Regions from separate parts of the Mus musculus genome. Here region 2 is linked to region 1. The links are chromatin loops, found by intact Hi-C in ENCODE. Cell type or tissue: heart. All regions are shown on one strand. Links, peaks and the distances in the headings refer to the core of each region. The heading gives the core; the rest is flanking DNA. Region 1 overlaps Srgap2 (SLIT-ROBO Rho GTPase activating protein 2). Region 2 overlaps Srgap2 (SLIT-ROBO Rho GTPase activating protein 2).

Region 1 (10,363 bases), core at 3,259-8,258:
TCCCAGAAGTCTCAAGGGTTTCCTAAAGAAGAAAATCCAAGAAGCTATAACCTCTAACTCAGACCAGAATGCTCAGTATACAGCCAAAATTCTGAAAGGGAATGGATTAAAAATTCCTTTACCTCACTCACGTTTCTATTCTCTACTCCCAACCCCAAGTTCATGTTCACAGCTCACTGGGTAACTTCAGCTGTCACTTGGTGAACCATGAAAACAAGTAACAATCTGATAAAGAAGTATGAAGTTACCTTTTCAGGTTCCATTAATCTAAAGGACCAAACTGCAGCAAGATATGCTCTGAATCCCTAATATAAGGGTAGGAAGAACAACTTCAGGTTTGGCATCTAGGTGAGAAGGCAAAAAGATCCCAGAGTCTGCAGACATACTATCCATCACTTCCTTATCTTACCCAGAAGTCAGGACAGACATGCTGGGGATAAATAATCCTGTCTTGATCAGGGGAGTGGAGGTTGAAGGGTTCAGTTGCTGCTGAACAGACAAGGAGCTTAGAGAGCTGAAGCTGGGGGGGGGGGGGGAATAAGTAGCCCTTTGGTGATTTAGCATAATATCAAGATTATATATAAAATCAGACCACACACACACACACACACACACACACACACTGTAATATACCAGACCACAGCTCTAAGTCTAGCAGCTTGCCTGATGGACAAAAGCCTGCCTTCTCTCCTATTGTCTTACCCAAATCTACCCCTAAGAATTCAGATAGTTTGACTTTGTTATTTTCAATCCCTTCCTCATTCTACTTCCCACTTGAGAGCTCCATACTTGGGGCTAGAGAGATGGCTCAGCAGTTAAGAGCACTTACTGCTCTTGCAGAAGACCTGGGCTCAGTTTCCAGCATGCACATGATGGCTCACAAGGTAAAGTTTTAGGGTTCCAGTGCTCTCTTCTGACCTTTAAAGCAATTGCATGCAGACAAAAACTCACACATAAACAAAAATAAATCTGAAAAAAAAGTTTTGTTTTAAGGTTTTTTGTTTTTGTTTTTTTAAAAGAACCCCATACTCCATTTTTTCAAAAAAATGTTTAGGAGACTCCAGCTTCCTAGGGCTTCGATGATTCTTGGCTAACCAGAGCAGAGAAATGGCTAAAAGGGGATGATGCGAATATACAATGGAATTCTGTCCAGCCATTGGAAAATGATTTCTGTGAGATATGGGACAACTCTTTTTAGACTAACATGAATAATATTCAGAATAAGTGATGACAGCCTAGTGGGGACAGTGAGAGTGGCATACTTGCTTGTCACACTTTATTTCTTATCATTTTGCTTTGTGGGGATGAAGAAGGAACTCACAATGTCACACAAGCTAGGCAGGCACTCTTAACTTCTGAGCTACATTCCCAGCCCCGTTTTTTACAATTCCAGTGTAATTGATTGTATTAAGGGCACTCGCTGATAGATCACCAATTGCCTATGCATAGAAAACCTCTGAAAGGACTAAATATACCAGTTTTAATCCATGGCTACAGGGAGGGAAAGTAGGTGTCAGGGGTAGGTAAGGCATGTGTACCTCCTTTTAGTTTCCTTTTGATACATTTTAGTCTTTTTAAAAGGGTGTAACAACAATGAAAAGAGGTAGACACTGGGGGATGATGTACTATATAAGTTGAGTGACAGCCAAAAAGACAAGGAGGTCAGAAAACAAGTCCCTTCTTATAATAAGGGAGGAGAGTTGCTGAGTCTTTCCTTTTAGCTCCTCAGCAGGGGACAGAGGGAAAGCCCGTGCCAGCAAGTGACTTGAGCTCTGGGTTCAGCTCTTGATGAAGGCCTTATTCAAGCTATCCATCCGCTGCACGTTTTTTTCCTTTTTCTTTTTCCCCAAAGCTTTCAAATGAGAAGGCTGGGTTAAATGATAATTAAAAGATGCTTCAAGTTTAAAATTCTATAATTTTCCACAGACTATTGCAAACAACTGATCTTTGTAAGACATACTTCAAATTTCTAATTGATGTCTCATGGACAGATTAATCTGATGACAGTAGCAAGCAGTCATAAAACTATCCAAAAGCCCACGTGGTCACTAGACATACTAGCTATGAGTCAAGCCATGATGAAGGATATCTTCACCACTTTCCAAGAGCAGGGAACTTCTAGCATATGCTGCTTTGATATTTTTTTCCTTCACTGTTTGACAAGCATAGGCAAGCCCTCTGTTTTAATATGGAGACCAGAATGTCCATTTCACTACTACTACCACCAAAAATGCCTTGCTACCAGGACATAAATTACGTGACACATATCATATCCATTCACAAAAAGTAATGAATTCTTGCAAATCTGTAACAAAGCCCAAACTCATTGCTGTTAGTTAAAGCAATGTGCCCAATTTTTGACAAGGAGCACCATGGCTAACAAATTCAGGAATGGGTTGTAGAACCCCAATGTATTGAGGTAAAAGGGGAACAGGTAGGTAGGATTTTAGAAGTCACAAGTTAGGGTAAAGTTATTTCTTTCTTAAAAATGATTTATTTTGAATTATGTGTCTATGTGTGGGCATGTGCATGTGAGTGCTGGTGCCCACAGAGGCCAGGAGAACTGGATCTCCTAGAGTTGGAGCTATAGGCAGTTATGAGCCTGCAGACATGCGTGTTGGGAGTCAAACTCACATCCTCTGCAAGAGTACTATATAAGCTCTTAAACGTGCTGAAGCATCTCAGCAGCCTTCTTGTTTTGGAACAAATGTCAACTTCTGAATATGTATGTTATAGATTTATTCAAAGAAGAAAATAATTCTGAGAAAGATTTGGTTAAGTATAGATTTTTCATATCCAAAATTTCTTGCCTTCTTCTCTTTTGTTGTTGAGTGTGTGTGCATGCATGCATATATGCCAGAGGTCTGTGTTAGTCACAGTATCTCCTTCAATTGCTTTCTAGTTTATTTTCTGAGGCAAGGACTCTCACTGAACCTGGAGCTTTCTAATCATTAGACTGGCTGGTTAGCAAGACCCAGGGATCTCCTTGTTTCTACTCCCCAGCTCTGAGATTACAAGTGTCTATGTTTCTTTTGCATGGGTTACTGGGATTCAAACTTAGGTCTTCGTGTTTGTGTGGCGTGCACTTTACTGACTAAGCCATCTCCCCAACCCTAAGCCCTAAAATTTCTTAACTTGAGGAATTCTCAAGTTTAAATTTAAAATACAAATATAAAATTTACATATGTAATATATATAAATCTAAAATTTTAAAAAATATATTTTAAAAATGGAATACAATAAGACTAGGTCACTGATATTTAATCAGCTCAGAAAGAGTTGCCAAAAATTTCTATTATTAGAAGATAATATAGTTTGGAAAGGAGGACAGTGATAGCCCCCATTGGAGTCAAGAAGCTACACATATTAAAATTAAAAGTCAGCTTGTGTAAAGCTTCCCCCAGCACCATTCGTCCTTGTTGCTGACGCACATCCACGCACTTACACACTGTACCTTTCTTATTTAGAAACACAGGAAGTCAGAATTAAAGCTCTCCCTGTATGCCTATGCCCTCATTCTCTCCTTTCTCCTCAACTTTAAGCAGTCCCAACTTGCAGCATAGAATCTGGCATACAGTAAATACACGATAAATGATTAGTGAATAACTTAATGGTTGATGCATGGATTAATAATGATGATGGTAAAATGAGTAGCAGTTACTGAGTGCCGTGAACTAGGCTATGTGTCACTCCATCCTCTGTATAGATTTGCACATGCTTAGAAGATGTAGTATAGACTGGAGACAGAGCTGTACTTCTTTCCCAGCACATAAAAGTTCTACCAAGAAACAAACAACTGCATCCCAAGCAATTTGAAAATATAATTAAATGACTTAAGTTTATAATGCAATATATACAACATCTCATTTTTGTAAATATAATTTTAAATACATGCCTCATATGAATTTATTTTCTTCTTTCTGCTTCTAAGTTTTACATAATGACCATGTTTTAAAATGTTTTTCTTTATATAACAAAAAATTTTGAGTTGTTTTAGAACAATATTCTTAAATCATATTCTTTTAAAAGTCTTCTTTGGGATTTAAAACTACAAAAACACCAAGGATTTGGAGTTTAACTAAGTGAAACAGATTTACAAAAACACCAATCAATCATGTTAGGGCTCTTAAAGAAAAAAGGAGAGTGCACAAAGAAAAAAATTAAACAAATTGTCCCAGCTGGAAGACAAATCTAATTTGCTCCATGCTGAGTGTGCTTCATGACTGGAAGACAATTGACGTCCTTTCATTTGCTCAGTGTGGATTGTCAATGGCCATGTGGTATCTTACAACTGAAAAGTCAGTTTTTCTTTTCTTGGTCATCATAAGATAAGGAAATAAATTTTGGTACAGGCAAAAGTCAGACTTGGCAAGTTCAAAACAATTTAATTATTAAACAAAAGATCAGCTAACAGCTTTTTAAAAACTATTAACTAGCTAGGCGTGGTGGCACACGCCTTTAATCCCAGCATTCGGGAGGCAGAAGCAGGTGGATTTCTGAGTTCAAAGCCAGCCTGGTCTACAGAGTGAGTTCCAGGACAGCCAGGGCTACACAGAGAAACCCTGTCTTGAAAAACCAAACCAAACCAAACAAACAAACACAAACAAACAAAAACTATTAACTTTTGTACACACAGACACACATAGATACACATCTACTCATCTAAAAGGAGATCTGAGAGAAATGAATAAAATATACTGCTCTAGAATTCTCTACAAACCCACCAAGTTGCTCATTTAAGTCTCTTTAACTTTCACCAATAATTAGAAAAAATAACTTCCTAATAATGGAACTTATATGATAATGTATTCAAATCACTTAGGAGAGACTTTAAATTTCTTAAAACAATATACATATTGGCAAAGATATTTGAATATAGTTCTCAAAAACCAATAAACTTAATTCCCTTGCCATGATCTCTTGTGAGTGAGAGGGCTTCTATACTAGCTGGTTAAAAGTTTCCCTGATTTTTTTCTAAGTGATTTCTTTAGGAGCATCCCTTTCTTTGAGGGCCCCAGAAGACACATAGAACTTGTAGATGTTTTTGCTTTAAGTGTCAAGGTGGTGTCCAAGTATGCCAGGCTCAAATCTTGTGCATTTAAAGCTTGCTTTTCAGACAGTTGGCAAAAACTCTTGATTCCAAAGCTCCTGTGGGCGTCAGTGTCTACTGATGTTCTTATAAGGCCAAAGAGTGCCCTTACCGTGAAATAAAACTGTTCCGTCTCTTGCTGGTTCGCTCTCCTCTTAGCAATGCTGGGCTTGCTCATGAATGTTTCAGAGACAGTTGATTTGACAGACTCCATGGAATTGCTATACTGGAAGCAGTCAGATACATCAAAATCCTCAACAGTCACAATGTCTTGAATGGTCTGCAGGGTGGCCTCCATTGTCTTTTTCACCTATAACCATAATGGCCAAAATAATCATGAGAAGCAGGCTTTAAAATGGCAGGTGATAGAGCAACTAGGAGGAGCTTGAGAGGAGGAATGTCTCTCTTCCCAAGAGAGGGGTAGGAAGGAAGGATGCCAGCAGATCACAGCTGCACTTCTCACTGAACAGTACTGAGTGATTGAGTGATGAACATCACAGGAACCCAGTTTCAGCTCACTGCTCTCTCCAGCAAACACCTAAACTCCACTCTTTCTCTGCTGTGTACCTTTTATGTAATGTTTACTTTCTTCAAAGAGACTTATCGTATGTGTAGATGTTTTGCCTGCATGTGAGTGTGTCATGTGATGCCTGGTTCCTGTGGAGGCCAGAAGAGGGGGTTGGAGTTGCTGGAATTAAAGGTAGGGATGGCTGTGAGCCACCATGCAGGTGCTGAAGCCAAGCCTGCGTCCTCTGCAAGAGCAACCAGTGTTTTTAACCTATTTCTTTATTATAATGAAAGTGCAAAGGGAAACAGAATAACATAATTGCAAAACAGTATTTCCAACATACTGGAGCTGATGAAAATATGTGATAGATCCTGTCCTTCAATGTTCCTGGCACTGTTTCGTGACCTTCAATCAATGAATGGGTTTGCTTTCCTATTTGCAAACTAAGTGACCCAACCCTACTTCTTAGTAAAATTAAGACTTACTAAAATACAAGAAAAAGCCATCTGAGCTCAATGGAAACCTGGATTACCTTTTTAAACTGGATTGTTTTTAAACTTTTAAAAATTGCCTTTTTAAACTGGATATTAAAAGAAAATATTCTGTGTTTAGAAAAAAAAAAGTCACCCTCCTGTAAGAGGAGAGAGATGTCTGAAGTGTCAAAGTCAAAAGGTTTCTTTTTGAAAATGCTGGAAAAAGCCAGTCATGAGTGGGTCATTTCAGAGACTTGATATTGTTCCCACAGTGGCCAAGTGCCACTTTGATTAAATGTGTAGTGGGGAGGGGCATTTTGTAAAAGCCTAAAATAGAGCACAACCTTTGGCAATGTACGAACAACTTCCTGAATTTCAAGGGCAGGATGTAGCAGCAGGGAAAGCGCTAGCCTCTATTTGGCCAGGAAATCTCTGCAATAGCCTGGACATTCTCTGCATGCTCCTTCTACTTGCCCCTGATGGACAGCCATAAGTAGTTCAACAAGGAAACAGTGGCTCCGAGCTTCCTAGGAAGGAAACACACCTCTTCATTCTCAATCTTCAAAGTGGATAAGCGAGACTGCAGCTGTTGGCATCTCTGCACCAGCTCACTCTGGACAGGCTGCTGGGCACAGAGTTGAGAGGCCTGTCAGAAAAAGCAACAGAAGGTCAGGAAGAGGACATATATCTTTTGAGGACTCCAGAGTTCTCACTACTGCTCAAAACAATTTACATTGTATTGCATCCCAACTACTGGAAGGCTTGCAGTTTCTATGAGCAAAAAAAAAAAAAAAAAAAGTATGCATGTGAACTTCTAGACCAAAGGATATGTGAAAGGGGAGGAGAATCTATTTGGAAAGACTGTTTCTCTCTTTGTAACTCAAAGGCAGGCAGGTGGTTGGCAGGGTAGGTCTAGCAGCAGCTGCTGATTCAGGGAATTCTGAGGAGGCTAGACAAGAGTGTTTCAAGAAGCCCTTGGTTCAGAAACCCAACACTTTGGCACAGTGAAGTTCCTGCCAAAGGTCCAAGTGGTCACCTCTCTGGCTCTTCCCTCCTCCCACTTCATACACTAGAGTTAAAAAGCAGGAGAGAAGTGGGCCAAGAAGCTAACTTGCTGCTGCTGGCAGCATGTATGTTTATAAATCTGGGTCATGCACGAGAGCTTTGAGCCAATGGGAAAGAGTTTATGTGAATTTGGGAGCAAGTTCATAAGCTCAAGTTAGAGAGCCCCAGAGGGCATGAGATCTGACAGGAGGAACTTGATATCTTTAAATAGCCATCATTGTATCCCACTAGGTGTGAGATCCCCTGTACCCCCATCCCCAATTAACCAACTCTATCTTCTGTGAAGGAACAGCTGACGTAGAGTCTATAGATAAAGGTGAGGCTATGGTATGAGGTAATCCGATCTCCTGGATGACGGATGACAGGCAGAAGGCTAGGAAGTGAAGGATAGGACCCATGTGGAGGAAGTGCCTGTCACTTTATTATCAAGTGTCCTTTAGCTCTTACCAGAAGAGACATATGGATAGAATTTGGCTCTGTTATCCTCAGCAAAGACTGAGTATATTCATATATTTGTAAACCACTCTCTTACTCAAAAAAAAATAAAACTTCTCTTTAAATGGAGGAGACTGGAAATTGACCTTTTTCCCCTTTGGTATTTAAGATTCCAACTGATTTGATCTCTTCTTCATCTGAGAGGCTTGTTCAAGATTTGGAGCTGATTTCACTATGGCTTTTAGAAGTAGACATAATGGAGAAAGCTTGTTGGCCAGATGGGTTACTGCCAAGAATGAAATTTCTGTTTCTGGCCCTGATGTCACCAGTTGTGCATCCAGTGCCCTCAAACCTCTGGGTGCACCAAGAGTTGAAACAGGCACCAAGTCCTAGTGCATCCAAGAGCAGCTGCCATCTGCCATATCTGCAGTCCGAGAACACCAGTGTAGCTAATTCCAGAGCTTCCATTAAAATGCTACCTGAACTTTGGCCCCATTTAAAGGACTTCCAGGCAGCTCCTTTCTTCTGCCTACAAATATCCCACAATGAGGCAGAATGCCTGTTAGCAGGATGCAAGAATAACTTGACATCTCATCTCTAAGCCAGAATGGGAAATTCTGGCCCCTTTTCTGGCCAAGCCATGAATCAGCTGTATCACATACTGGGCAAAAGAATGAACTATTATTTTTTAAAGTCACCCTGGCCTAGAATGGAAGAATTAGAGAAAAAAAAATGTCTCCAATCCTGTTTCTTTAAGGAGCAGCAAAGCTGCTGATGCATGCTTTGTCAGTGATCTCTAGCCAGGATGCAAGGTAATGCACTCCATCTGTGCTTTAGAGTATGGAAATGTGGTTCTGACTGGGCAAGGAGGGGGACTGAGTACCCATCATTTGGATTCCCATTTATGGAGACATGCTGTTTGGCTCAGAAGAGAACTCAGATAACACCAGAAAATCAACCAATCCACTCAGATAGTCCCAAGTTCCATTTATTCAGAGGAAGGAATCTCAATGGCAGCTGGAGAATGGGTTTAGAAGACAACTATAAACAGAAATCAAAGCAGGTGAGGAATGGGGCTTCCTGGAGGTTGGTGATGCCCCCTCCTAACTGTAACACGATGCTGTCTTAGTTTTCCATCGGTCTAGATGCTGACATCTACTCAGCCACAGCAATGGAAACAAACTGTAATGGGTTAGGTTTTCCCCAAGAAGAAGAGGAGAGAAACCACTTCATATTTTATATATAAAACAGAGAAGTACCACTCCACTGTGGTCAGTCTATGACAGTAAACTGTCTGATTAGCATACTATTGATTATCAGGCTAGAGCAAGGTTTCTAAAGAGTCTAGATTCTAATCCAGGCAAGCACTACTCCTGGCAAGAGTACCTTGCAGATTTGTGGTGTCCTCTCATCTACTCCTTGTGGTCTCACTAACTACTGTGGGGAGCTGAGGTAGCTTTTGAGAGAGTCTAAAAGAGTGGATGAAGTCCTGAATGAATGTGTATTGTTGACAAGGGCATGGTCATGTCAAGGACCAATGCCATACTCTCCATCCAAGCTAGCAGAACCTACCCGACCCCAGCTTTTCTGTACATGTGCCTGCTTTTCTTCATTCCCTGGTCACCCCAGTCAGGTCTCTAGGACACAGCTACTTGGGACAGGGTGGAATATTCTCTGGGAGAACCATCCACCCTACAGCTCAGGACAGCTGGATTAGATGGAACATGAACCTAGGCTCAAGGATAAGCATATCAGTTAAAATCAAAGAGATATACTACAGGGTCTGAAAGAATAGAACAGTTTATCTGACAGGAAACACCCTCTCCTTCAGATGTAATAAAACTATATACAACTCTAGTGTGGGGTATTGGGCTACACACAGACAGTCTGGTTTCCAGTCGAGTTGAGGTCTGAACCCTAGGACCAGGTGGTGATAATTCACCTACATGGGACGGAAGGAGTTCTCTCATATCTCCTGGACTCAAGGCTCCTGTCGAAGTTACCATCCCCTCAGACCCCACAGAAGAAGCATGGTTAGTAGTCTCATAGGCAATGTCTCAGTCCCAAGCTTCTGACCTTCAGGCTAAACTCCTCCCCAGTTACCTAGCAACAGTAAAGATAACAGCATACCATAAGAGGGGCTGTTTGGCCCCTCCTCACTCTCTTGCTTTCTTGCTCTTACTCCCCTTACTCTTACTCTCTCCTTGTCCTCTCCTCTCCTCTCCTTTCCTCTCACTCTCTTCTTCTTCCTCTCTAGCCTTTCTTCTCTCTCTCATTTTCCCCCTTCTCTCCTCTTGGCCATGGCTGGTCTCTCTCTCTCTCTCTCTCTCTCTCTCTCTCTCTCTCTCTCTCTCTCTCTCTCTTTTACCTTCTCTCCTTTCTCCCTGCCTTTCTACAATAAAACTCTAAAACCACCGGACTGTCTCTGTTCATCAAGGCCTGCTGCGCTTACTCTCACCTGTGTGGGAACCTCTCTCCCTCTACCCTCTCCCTCACCCCCTCCCCTTGTTCATCCCCAGTCCAGTGGGGCCAGTGGGTTAGATGCCCACCCGGGGCCAAGTGGAAAGCATCTGGCAGCCCTCCCACGTCTGCCTGTCCAGAGCATAGGAGGAACTATGGCCAGACGTGGGCTATCCTCCCTCCCTCCTCTTTCCTCACACCCCCTTTTAGTTCCCACACTCTAGTACATTCAAGTCCCTTTGGGGGAAATGTACAATATAGGGAATGGCCTTACCATATCTCCCATGTGGGGCTGGAATTCAAATTTCATAGGGGGGCAAAAAACATTGTTGT
Region 2 (10,363 bases), core at 1,977-6,976, 130 kb after region 1:
CAGCTTAATGACTTTGGACAGTTCACTTATCTTCTCACATAGACAGCAAGGCAGAAAATGATCAAATGGTCTCTCAGTTCCTTTCTAATCCATCCTTTGACTTTTGATTAATAAATGATACTCCTAAAGCTAAAACTGGGACTTAAGTTAATAAATACCTTTTACATTAAGAAAATTCCTATTCTAAACAAATAGAGCTGTATTGTCCATACCGTCTCCAAACGCTATACTGCAACACTGGTCCAAGAGACTCCTTCTACAGAGGATACTGAATCAGTAATAGGCTGATGTATTCAATCAACAAATACCTACCAAGCACTTTGTAAGCATTAAAGACAGAGCAGAACAAAATCCTTTTCCCACAGGAACATTAGAGGACAGTGGGGAGTGGGGGAAAGTGATTTGAAATTAATCGAACAGAAAACAACAGGTCAGGGCTGGAGAGATGACTCAGCTGTTAAGAGCACTGACTACTCTTCCAGAGGTCCTTGAGTTCAATTCCCAGCAACCACATGGTGGCTCACAACCATCTGTAGTGGGATCCGATGTCCTCTTCTGGTGTGTACAGTGTACTCATATACATAAATAAATCTTAAAAAAAAAAAAACTAACTCTGATTTCCATTTAAAAAAAAAGAAAAAGAAAATACCAAGTCAGGGTACATTTTCTAGAGAACTGTCACAAAGGCTATTTAATAAGGTAACTTTCAAGTAGAGATTCAAGACAGCAGAGAAATGAACTATGAAAATGCTAGTGTGCTAGGAAGAAGAAGCTTCAGAGTCTCAAGGCAGGACTCTGCTAAGCATGCTTGGCAGATTAAGGGAAGCAACAGGAGTCCAGTGTTATGCAGCAGAGCACAAGGTGAAGAGTAAGAGAAAGCATGGTTGCGGAGGAAGAAGAGGAAGAATCTTGTATGCAAAAGCACAGGTAGACATGCACAGAGAATGAGGAGCTGAATTCCAGTTTTAGATTTATTTATTTATTTTTATGTATATGAGTGTTTTTGCTTTCATGCATATATGTACAACATGTGTGTGCTTGGTGTCCTCATAGATCAGGAGTCAAATCTCCTGGACCTGGAATTACATAGATGGTTGTGAGCCACCATTTGAACCCAAGTTCTCCACAAGAACAAGTGTTCTTAACCACTAAACCATCTCTCCAGCTCCCTGAATTCCATTCTTTAAGACTGTTTGAGATGTCCTATTAAAAGGAGATGGGAGGGACAAGAGAGGAAGAGCAGTTAGGAGGCTACTGACACAGTGCAGTACAAGGTGATAGATAGTTCTGGGCCACAGCAGCAGCAGTGAGGAATGGTGAGTCAGGCTTTGCAGCATCTGCTCAAGTACAAGACAGTGAGTGCCACACAGAACCTAAGAAAACTCTACAACAGAATCCAAAGCCTCTAAAGATTCAAACATCTGCTATGAGATCCAAGGATGAGGAAATTAGCTGTGTCTGTCACCCAGTGTCCAACATGGTACCTGGCACAGAAAATGGTATCCAGACAGTGTTAAATGAATAAAGATCAAATGGAATATATCATAAATCCAAAAGCTCTATAGTCATCAGCAGACTAGAGAATATAAAGCATTAAATCATACTTCACTGACTAGTGATCAGTGAAACCACCATTAGTGGCCAGTGATCCTCTCCTGTAGGTGAATGAATCTTTTTTTGTAAAAGATTCTCCATTGTAATTTGTTTCATCATATTAAATATTTAAACCTCCAGAAAATCTCATAATAAATAACTGAGAATCTAAACAACTCAGCTACTTCCTGAAGAGACCACATGTAGTCACTGGATTTTACAGCGCCTCAGTACCTTCCAACTAAAACACAAAAAGAAATATTCCATGAGAAAGTTCATGTTTCAATAAATACTGAGTAATGGGGGCTGCTAAAAAGGTACATTTGTAAATAATATTACAATTAAATAATAACAAACACCAAATCTGTACTATTTCTAGATGGAAGGCCAGTGATTATCCTAGAATATGTTCCACTTCTGTATTAAGTTGAAAACAGGAATTTCTACCTTTTTGACCTAAAGCATTGCTTAGAGAGGCAACAACTCTCAGCTTCAGAAGCTCTTCTGTCAAAATAAACCTTTGAAGTCCCAAGGCTCTCAACTCCTGGAAACTAAACATATGCAAAGTATAGGATAAGAAAACTTACTATTCTGGAGAAATAACAATAAAGGTATGCAAGGAACTATAAATCAAAACAACCCTGAGAGTCCACCTCAGACCAGTCAGAATGGCTAAGATCAAAAACTCAGGGGACAGCAGATGCTGGCGAGGATGTGGAGAAAGAAGAACACTCCTCCATTGCTAGTGGGACTGCAAGCTTGTACAACTACTCTGGAAATCAGTTTGGTGGTTCCTCAGAAAGTTGAACATAGTACTTCCTGAGGACCCAGGTATACCACCACTCCTGGGCATGTACCCAGAAGATGCTCCAATGTGTAATAAGGACTCATGCTCCACAATGTTCATAGAAGCTTTATTTATAATAGCCAGAAGCTGGAAAGAACTCAGACGTCCCTCAACAGAGGAATGGATACAGAAAATGTGGTACATTTACATAATGGAGTACTACTCAGCTATTAAGAATGATAAATTCATGAAATTCTTAGGCAAATTGGATGGAACTAGAAAATATCCTGAGTGAGGTAACCCAATCACAAAGGATACGGTACACACTCACTGATAAGTGGATATTAGCTCAAAAGCTCCAAACAACCAGGATACAATTCACAGACCACAATGAAGCTCAAGAAGGAAAACCAAAGTATGGGTGCTTCGGTCCTTAAAAGGAGAACAAAATACTCACAGGAGCAAATATGGAGATAAAGTACTGAGCAGAGACTGAAGGTAAGGCCACCCAGAGACTGTTTCACCTGGGGATTCATCCCATATACAGTTACCAAACCCAGATACTATTGTGAATGCCAAGAGTGCATGCTGAAAGGAGTCTGATATAGCTGTCTCCTGAGAGGCCCTGCCAGAACCCTATAAATACAGAGGCGGATGTCCACAGCCAACCATTGGACTGAGTGTGGAGTCCCCAATAGAGGAATTAGAGAAAGGACTGAAGGAGCTGAAGGGATTTGCAAACCCACAGGAAGAACAACAATAACAACCAACCAGACCCCCCCAGAATTTCCAGGTACTAAGCCATTAACAAAGGAGTACACATGGCTCCAGCTACATATGTAGCAGAGGAAGGCCTTGTCATATATCAATGGAAGAAGAGGTCCTTGGTCCTATAAAGGCTTGACAAATGTCCTAGTGTAAGGGAATCGAGGGCGGGGAGGTGGAAGTGAGTGGGTGGGTGAAAGAACACCCTCATAGAAGCAGGGGGAGGGAGGAGGTGATAGGGTGTTTCCCGGAGGGAGGGAAACCAGGAAAGGGGATAACATTTGAAATGTAAATAAAGAAAATATCCAATTAAAAAAAAAAGAAAGAAATTGATTCTGATGCAAGTGACTTAAGTAAAATCTAAGAAGATGAATTCAGAAGAGTAATTATAAGACTATTTAATTGAAGTAAAAATGGAAACAATTAAAAAAAATAACGGTATGTTAGAAACCACATTCTGAAAGCAGTTCTCAGCTAGGTCATTTGATCATCATGAGGGCTAAATTAAAACCCAACATTAATCAGGCTTTAAGTGTGAAAATATCTTACTCACCAAAATAAAAAAAGGAAAAAGATTATGACAGATAAATATCTGAGCACAAATTATATTGTAAAGGAAGCTGCAACATCTAGGAGACCAGGTCCTAGACCCATTTATCACCTGAGCTACAAATTATTTGATGTGACCTTGGACTAATTATCTAACTTGAGGGTCTCTGTCTTCCATCTGTGCCTGACTCTCCCACTCACTAGGTACTTCAGCCCTCTCCTATCTGAACAAGGATGTTATGAAGCTGAGATCATGTCTCTAGAAGTTGCAAAGGTTCCCTGGAGAAAGGAACTTCAAAAACAGAGTATCTGGTCATTAGCAGGATAAGTAAAAATCAAGATGCTCCTGGAAACATCCACCATACTCCCTGTGGTACAGAGTCTCTCTTTCCCCAGAGTCATTTGGCTTCAGAATGAGACAACCAAATATACTCACAAAACATCTTTATAGAGACTGTCAGGAGTTCTAGGTATAAATGGAATAATTATACTCAGGTGTTTTATAAACATTTAGTGACACTCTTAAATCATGAGCATTCTTACTGAAATGACCACACTGTCATCTGTCATGAGATAAAGCATTATGCAGTATGCAATAGTAGAAAATCCATGATCATGACTCCTGGGCAAATTCTGACCTCAATTTCTACCTCTATTATTGATTTTACAATACTGAGAATTAAACAAGATAATGTCTATAAAACAGGTGGTCTGGCCCTAGGCTCAGTAAAGAAGCAAAATACATGCTTCGAGCCCTTCTTCTCAGGACTCTCCTTAGCAAATAGTGAACAAAGTTAATACTTTAATCACAGATCCAAGGAAACATAAAACAGGAAAGGTTTACCCTTTATTTTCCTTACTACTCCTAGATTACAGCAAAGTAAATAGACCAAGTTTTAATTAGGATTGTAACATGGGATGTCCCAGGTAACCCAGGCTCATAAACCCCAAACAAGAGACTGGTTTTTAATGGTCTACTACATGCCAGTCTAGTCAATGACACAAGCAGATTGTCCTTTGTCCTAAGCTCCCAAAGAATTCCATTAGCCAGGCACACATGACTGCAGTGGGATGTGGGGTCAAAGGCTTTCTATTCCGGCCATTGTAATCTAAGAATAGAACTCCTAAGCATAGGGCAAATGGACTCACAAGGACTGTGTTCATCTAACAGCCACATTACCATTTGAAGGTTATTTAAAGCACGTGGTCAGAAAGCACTCCTTGGAAGTAGAGGACTGATAAGAAAAAGCAGCTAGGGTATGTTTTTAATATACTACTTTATACAATTTATAAATACACTACAAGCTGCACAGACCAAATGTGGATCTTGAGATACCCATCCCTCCTCACTAGCTCAAATCTCTCACTTGGCTTCCAATCAGCCACTGCACAAGGAATGTCAAACTCACTTTACAAAGTAGGAAGTGTGGAGGGACAGAGCAGGTTTGTACACTTTCCACCTAGTAACAGAAACAGCTAAAGCTCACTATGAGCTTTTGTGTGCTCGGCTCTTTTTATCTTCTTTGTTCACACTCTTCAATAAGAACATGGAGGTTCTAGAAGATTAAGCAGTTTGCTCTCACAATAAAATTTACATGGCATGGCCAAAATAGCTTAAATCTCTGTTGCTAGAGCTTTTTTAGGTGATACTCTTAAGAATGCAAGGCACAACAACAACAACAAAAACAACAAGCACCTCACAGTTTAAATATTAAGCTGCATGCCTTACTACTGATGTCAAGTAGAGAGAATTAAGCAGTCCAATATCATCAGAAGAGTCTTTATGGACAGAAACCAGACCATAATCCCAATAAACTAGAAAAAAACAGATAAAGACTTCACGTCAAAGGACTCTTTCTAGAAAAGATGGAAGACCTTGAGCCTTTATCTTGTCATTTCTCTAATCTTGAAATGCCTACACTTAATACAGTTTCATATACAGTCAGTCACTTCTTGGTATTGATGGGAGGTTGTTTCCAAAACAGGCATGGATACCAAAATCCAAGAATATTCAAGCCTCACATAAATGGCATATTTACACACGATCTGCCATGCTCTGTAATACATTTTGAAATGCAAATTCTTTTTTTGCATTTAAAATCTTATTTATCATGTATGTATGTGTGTGTGTGTGTACACCTGCACACTGGTGCACACATGCTCGATAGCATAGAAGCACACATCCCACAGTGTGCAGGCCAGAGGAAAACTTTCTGAATTTGGTTCTCACCTTCCATCTTTACATGGGTCCTGGGGAGCAAGCTCAGGATGTCAGGCTTGCAGGACAGGCACCCTCACCCACTGAGCCTTCTCCCTGTTCTTCCCATATGGTTTCAATCATCTCTAAATTATTTATAATACTTAATATAAGTGATATATAAATCATTGTTACACTATGTTGTTTAGGGAATGGTGGCAAGAAAAAAGTCTGTATATATTTAAGACAAACTCAATTATCATAAACCTATTTAGAATACGAGGTGAACAATGCTCCAAATAAATGCTACAGAGAGGTTATGTGAAATAGCAGGAGTGGGATATACTGTGATTTTATTTCATTAGCCAGGCACACAGGAACTCAATGCACAAGTAAAATTTTTCTTTGTGGAGTTTCCTGGAGCTTTTTGCCTTTTGTGGAAGAAAGATAGTCTTGCTAGGCAGTCTAAGCTTTCCCACTTGTGGCCCTTCTGCCTCAGCCTTCTCAGGCTCCATTTTCCCACCTATCTTTAGCATGTGGTTGATTGAATATGCATCCACGGTTATGAAAAGCAGACCTTCTGAATCCCACCAGTGACTGGCCTGGCACCCTGCAGTCACTAACTCACAGGCAAGTTCTTAAGACTGCTTGAACAGGAAGGTTTTGTTTGTAAAGACACTTTCTTGCCCAGATTCTCTACTACATACCTTTCTCTGAATTTCAGTCCAAGAACACTTCCAAAATAACAACTCTGAGCTTCACCATACTCAAAAGAACTAATCATAATCTGGAAGATTAAGCAAGATTAATTCTTTAGCCTACTTCCTTCCAAATTTCTTATAGAAAGTTATCTACAGTGGAATCCTTGCTGTCTCTCAAATCAAAGCTACCAGTTTGGGGACGGAGTAAGGACAAGAAAAATTTAGTAGCAATAGTAAACCAGAAAACCTAAGTGTGACATACTCTAAACCAAAGTATGCTCTTATAACCACCTGGAAATTATTTTGCCTGAGGTCTATATACTTCCCTTAACTCAGGTATGGGAATCTACAGGAGCTACTCATAGTGACTTTCATGGATTTTCTGGCTTACAGTTTGTTGTTGCTGATTTGAGGTACAGGTGATTAACTCAGAATCTTATACATGCTAGGTAAATTCTCCATCTGCGGGCAATTGATTGTCTTCATTTTACCTTCCCCTCTTTCTCATCAAATGAAGACACCTACTGGCTAATTCATAGCATCAACAGAACATTGTCTGAAATATTAAGAGCATAGAGACCTTGAATAATCAAAGCACATAGTTAACATAATTAAGAGCATTCTGTTAACTAAGTAAATGGTTTTCAAGTCTATAGGCAGTATTTTCCCTACACTTGTTTCTCAAAACTTTTTATCAATGGTGAAAGAGATGCCAAGTTTCTCTGTACCACTGTTAAGATAAAAAATTTCTGTTCTTTCATGATCTTTTGGAGTAGCCAGATAAATGTGGTATCTAGAATAAGAAAAAAAGGGGAAATGAGATTGTCTTTTTATACATAAAGCAATGAGGAAGTGCAATGGTTTTATATCCAGGCCTGGTCCTTTTCAGAGAATGTACTTGGAGGAAATGCCATAGCAGGCCCTCTGAAGACACCCATCTTTTATCAGGTTCAAATTAAAGATGTATCTTTTTATTAATACCCTGATGGTGTGTAATTGTTAGTATTAAATAATAAGTAGTGATATATATTTAACTTACTTAATCTAGATCAAGTTAAACCAATGATCATCTGAGGACAGTGACAGGTGTGTGTGTGGGGGGGGGGGTTCCAGGAGGATGCAACCTGGGCAAATTACTCTCTATCTCACATCAGACAGAGAAGCCAAATGATTAGACCATTAACAGACATTAATATATTCAAGTCAATTAATCTGTAGCCATTGAGTGACCAGAAGTTGTCTATACTTTCTAGCTACTCACTGTGGTTTGCTATAGTTACGCATCATGCATTTCAAGTCCAGCCTTTTAACTTTTAAAGTTCAATGGAATTCAAGCATAATGACAAAGTCTGAACAAAAGAAAGGGTATTTAAATTGCTGAAGGTTTAGACCACTTAGTCTTTCTCATCAGAAGCTGAACCTTCCAAATGTGAGAAAAACAGTTCCCTCTACCAAGTGGATTTCTACACAAGAGATGGGCCAAGCGGGAGATCGTTTCTTAATATTTAATCTCCTTTCTCCAAGATCTTTTAAAAAAGAGGCATCTCTTCCTCCATCTCAATATAGGAGGATAAATTTCTACCCAAACAGGAAGGTCTGGAGGATGCTACCAGCTGTCATGAGTTTCCCTATGACTTGAAGACTCTTGGCTCGAGCCATCCTGAAGCATCTTGTTTCCTGTTCTCTGGGTTACAGCCCAGGCCAAGAATAGTACTCCATTCATGCTACTGTGTACACATCCTTTTTATTTGCAGTTTTCTCTTAAATATGTGTAAAACCCTGTTCTTGTACATTATCCAAGGTAAATGGAAATATTTTTTAAGTAGGCACAGAGCAACAGATTTATTTCCTGCCCAGTCTATCAAAAAGCACTGCTTGGGGGAATTCCATTCCAGAGCTAAGACCCATAGGAACTGAGGGGCCATAAGCACCCTATCTACAGCTCCAGACAGACAGACAGCAACAGGACAGCAAAACATAGCATATCCACATCCACCCAGAACTTTATATCTCTGGACATGTTCTGAGCCTAAAAAAGGTCAGGAGGCTGTAAAATTGGTCTCTTTTAACAGGTCAAGCAATGTGAAATCACCTACAAAATGCTGATCTCATTGTTAACCAAAACAACCCTAAAAATCAAGTAAGATTCGTGCTGATAAGCAAGAATGCAAAATCCACTGTTTCCCAACCATCTCTATTCCAAACAATTTCCTATATATCTTTAGTGCTCAAACAATTTGCAGAACACCTTGTGTTTTTTGTTGTTACTGTTATTCTTATTGTTGTCAGGTTTTGGGTGGGGGGATTGTTATTGTTATTCTTGTTTGTTTTTGTTTTTGAAACAGGGTCTCACTTTGTAGTCCTGGCTGGCCTGCAACTTGCCATGTAAACCGACCAGACTGTTCTCTCAAACTCAAGTGAACCGACTTGCAGGAGAGCCTGTAAGCCACAGGCCTGGCACTGTTAAGAGATATCTACTCACTCTCTCATTTACTCCACATCCATATTCATAGTCCTTCCTGGCCCTTGAGCCCTTACAGAACTGCCAAGTGAACAGGCAAATAGAGCAATATGAAAACTATTATTAATGAACAAGTACCAAGTCAGAACTCTCTTCATGCCTCTGGTCACCTCGTTATTTGTATGTATGCCTCTAATTAGATGATGCACATTTAGGGCATGAATTTGTCCTTGAATACTCAGAATTCAGCATTTAAACAGTGTTTCTGTTGTGCGTGTATGTGAGTTGAGTTGTGTGTAAGCATATGCACACAGAAGAGAAGTATCTCTTCTGGCACCTGCAGAAGCCAGAAGAAAAAGTCTGACTCCCTGGAGCGGAAGTTACAGGCAGTTAGGAAGCACCAGATGTGAATGCTAGGATGCAAACTCCAGCCCTCCTGAAAGGGCAGGAAGCTTTCTTAACCAGTTGTCCAGTCCCACAGCACTTGTTTTACACAGCCCATTCTAATTGATGTTTCTTGGATTATTGAATGACTCGTAGAGACTGAGTAGGCTCTTTGTAAAATAAAGTGAATAAGCAGCATTTCTGCTAGGGAAAAAAACCTTTCATTTTATACTTCAGACTAGACTACTAATTATAGCACAACACTGGAAGAAAATAGAAGGCTCCTGATTATAGAACTACAAAGAAAAGGGGGATACAACACACTACGCATTGTAATAATAAAAAGAAGACTGAGATTGCATGGTAAAATCTGCTCCTAACTAGGACTGCCGCATCTTTCTGAGTTTAACATTTTAAATCTTTAACTGACTTTCTTTGCTTGGTGAGTACAGAAAAATATAGTAAAGGAAGTACAAGGGTTCTATGATTTAAAGCAAGGGAGGACAAACTCAAACCACCACACTTCTTGTTGGTCATTTAGAAAGGCATCCATTGACAGGACAAATGAACAGGCACTATTCGCCTCTGGGGAATGGGATTACCTTTTATGGATTCAATAAGGTGTAAAAAAATTAATATCACTCAGATAAGCAACAAAATGGGTAATTAAATGTTAAATTAAAGAATCAAGATGACTGCTAGGTCTTCAGAGTTTAAGAACACACAGAGACACATGTGAGGAGAGCAGTCACTAAGTCACCCTTTATTATAGCCACTTTTTCTTTTCCTTTTTTTTTTTTTAAGATTTTATTTATTTTGTGTATTTGAGTACACCACCACTGTCCTCAGACACACCAAATCAGAAGAGGGCACCACATCCCATTACAGATAGTTTCGAGCCACCATGTGGTTGCTGAGAACTGAAT

Evidence for each region. A loop is a pair of places that touch in the nucleus more often than their neighbours do. Peaks named below come from ENCODE experiments on the same cell type or tissue, not always from the same donor. Only the 100,000 strongest peaks of a DNase experiment are listed, where the experiment ranks them.
Region 2: it touches region 1 in a loop (1.9-fold over the local background); 1 of 42 quality-filtered maps calls a loop at or near these places.

The regions. Positions count from the first base shown.
Region 1 is chr1:131,339,148-131,349,510 of GRCm38, forward strand. It overlaps Srgap2 (SLIT-ROBO Rho GTPase activating protein 2), which reads right to left. Exons shown (of 23, transcript NM_001081011.2): 8 at 10,305-10,363; 9 at 6,615-6,716; 10 at 5,202-5,399. All of the region lies in intron 1 of Gm51644 (a long non-coding RNA gene), which reads left to right. Among named protein-coding and RNA genes, the nearest start is that of Ikbke, 65 kb to the left of the region's middle. In heart, for the core only: a CTCF peak has its summit at 5,762 (motif pointing right); DNase peaks (open chromatin) are centred at 6,514 and 7,944; H3K27ac peaks cover 385 bases.
Region 2 is chr1:131,474,198-131,484,560 of GRCm38, forward strand. All of the region lies in intron 2 of Srgap2 (SLIT-ROBO Rho GTPase activating protein 2), which reads right to left. Among named protein-coding and RNA genes, the nearest start is that of Srgap2, 48 kb to the right of the region's middle. In heart, for the core only: no CTCF peak of the experiment used is centred there; a DNase peak (open chromatin) is centred at 4,774; H3K27ac peaks cover 1,228 bases.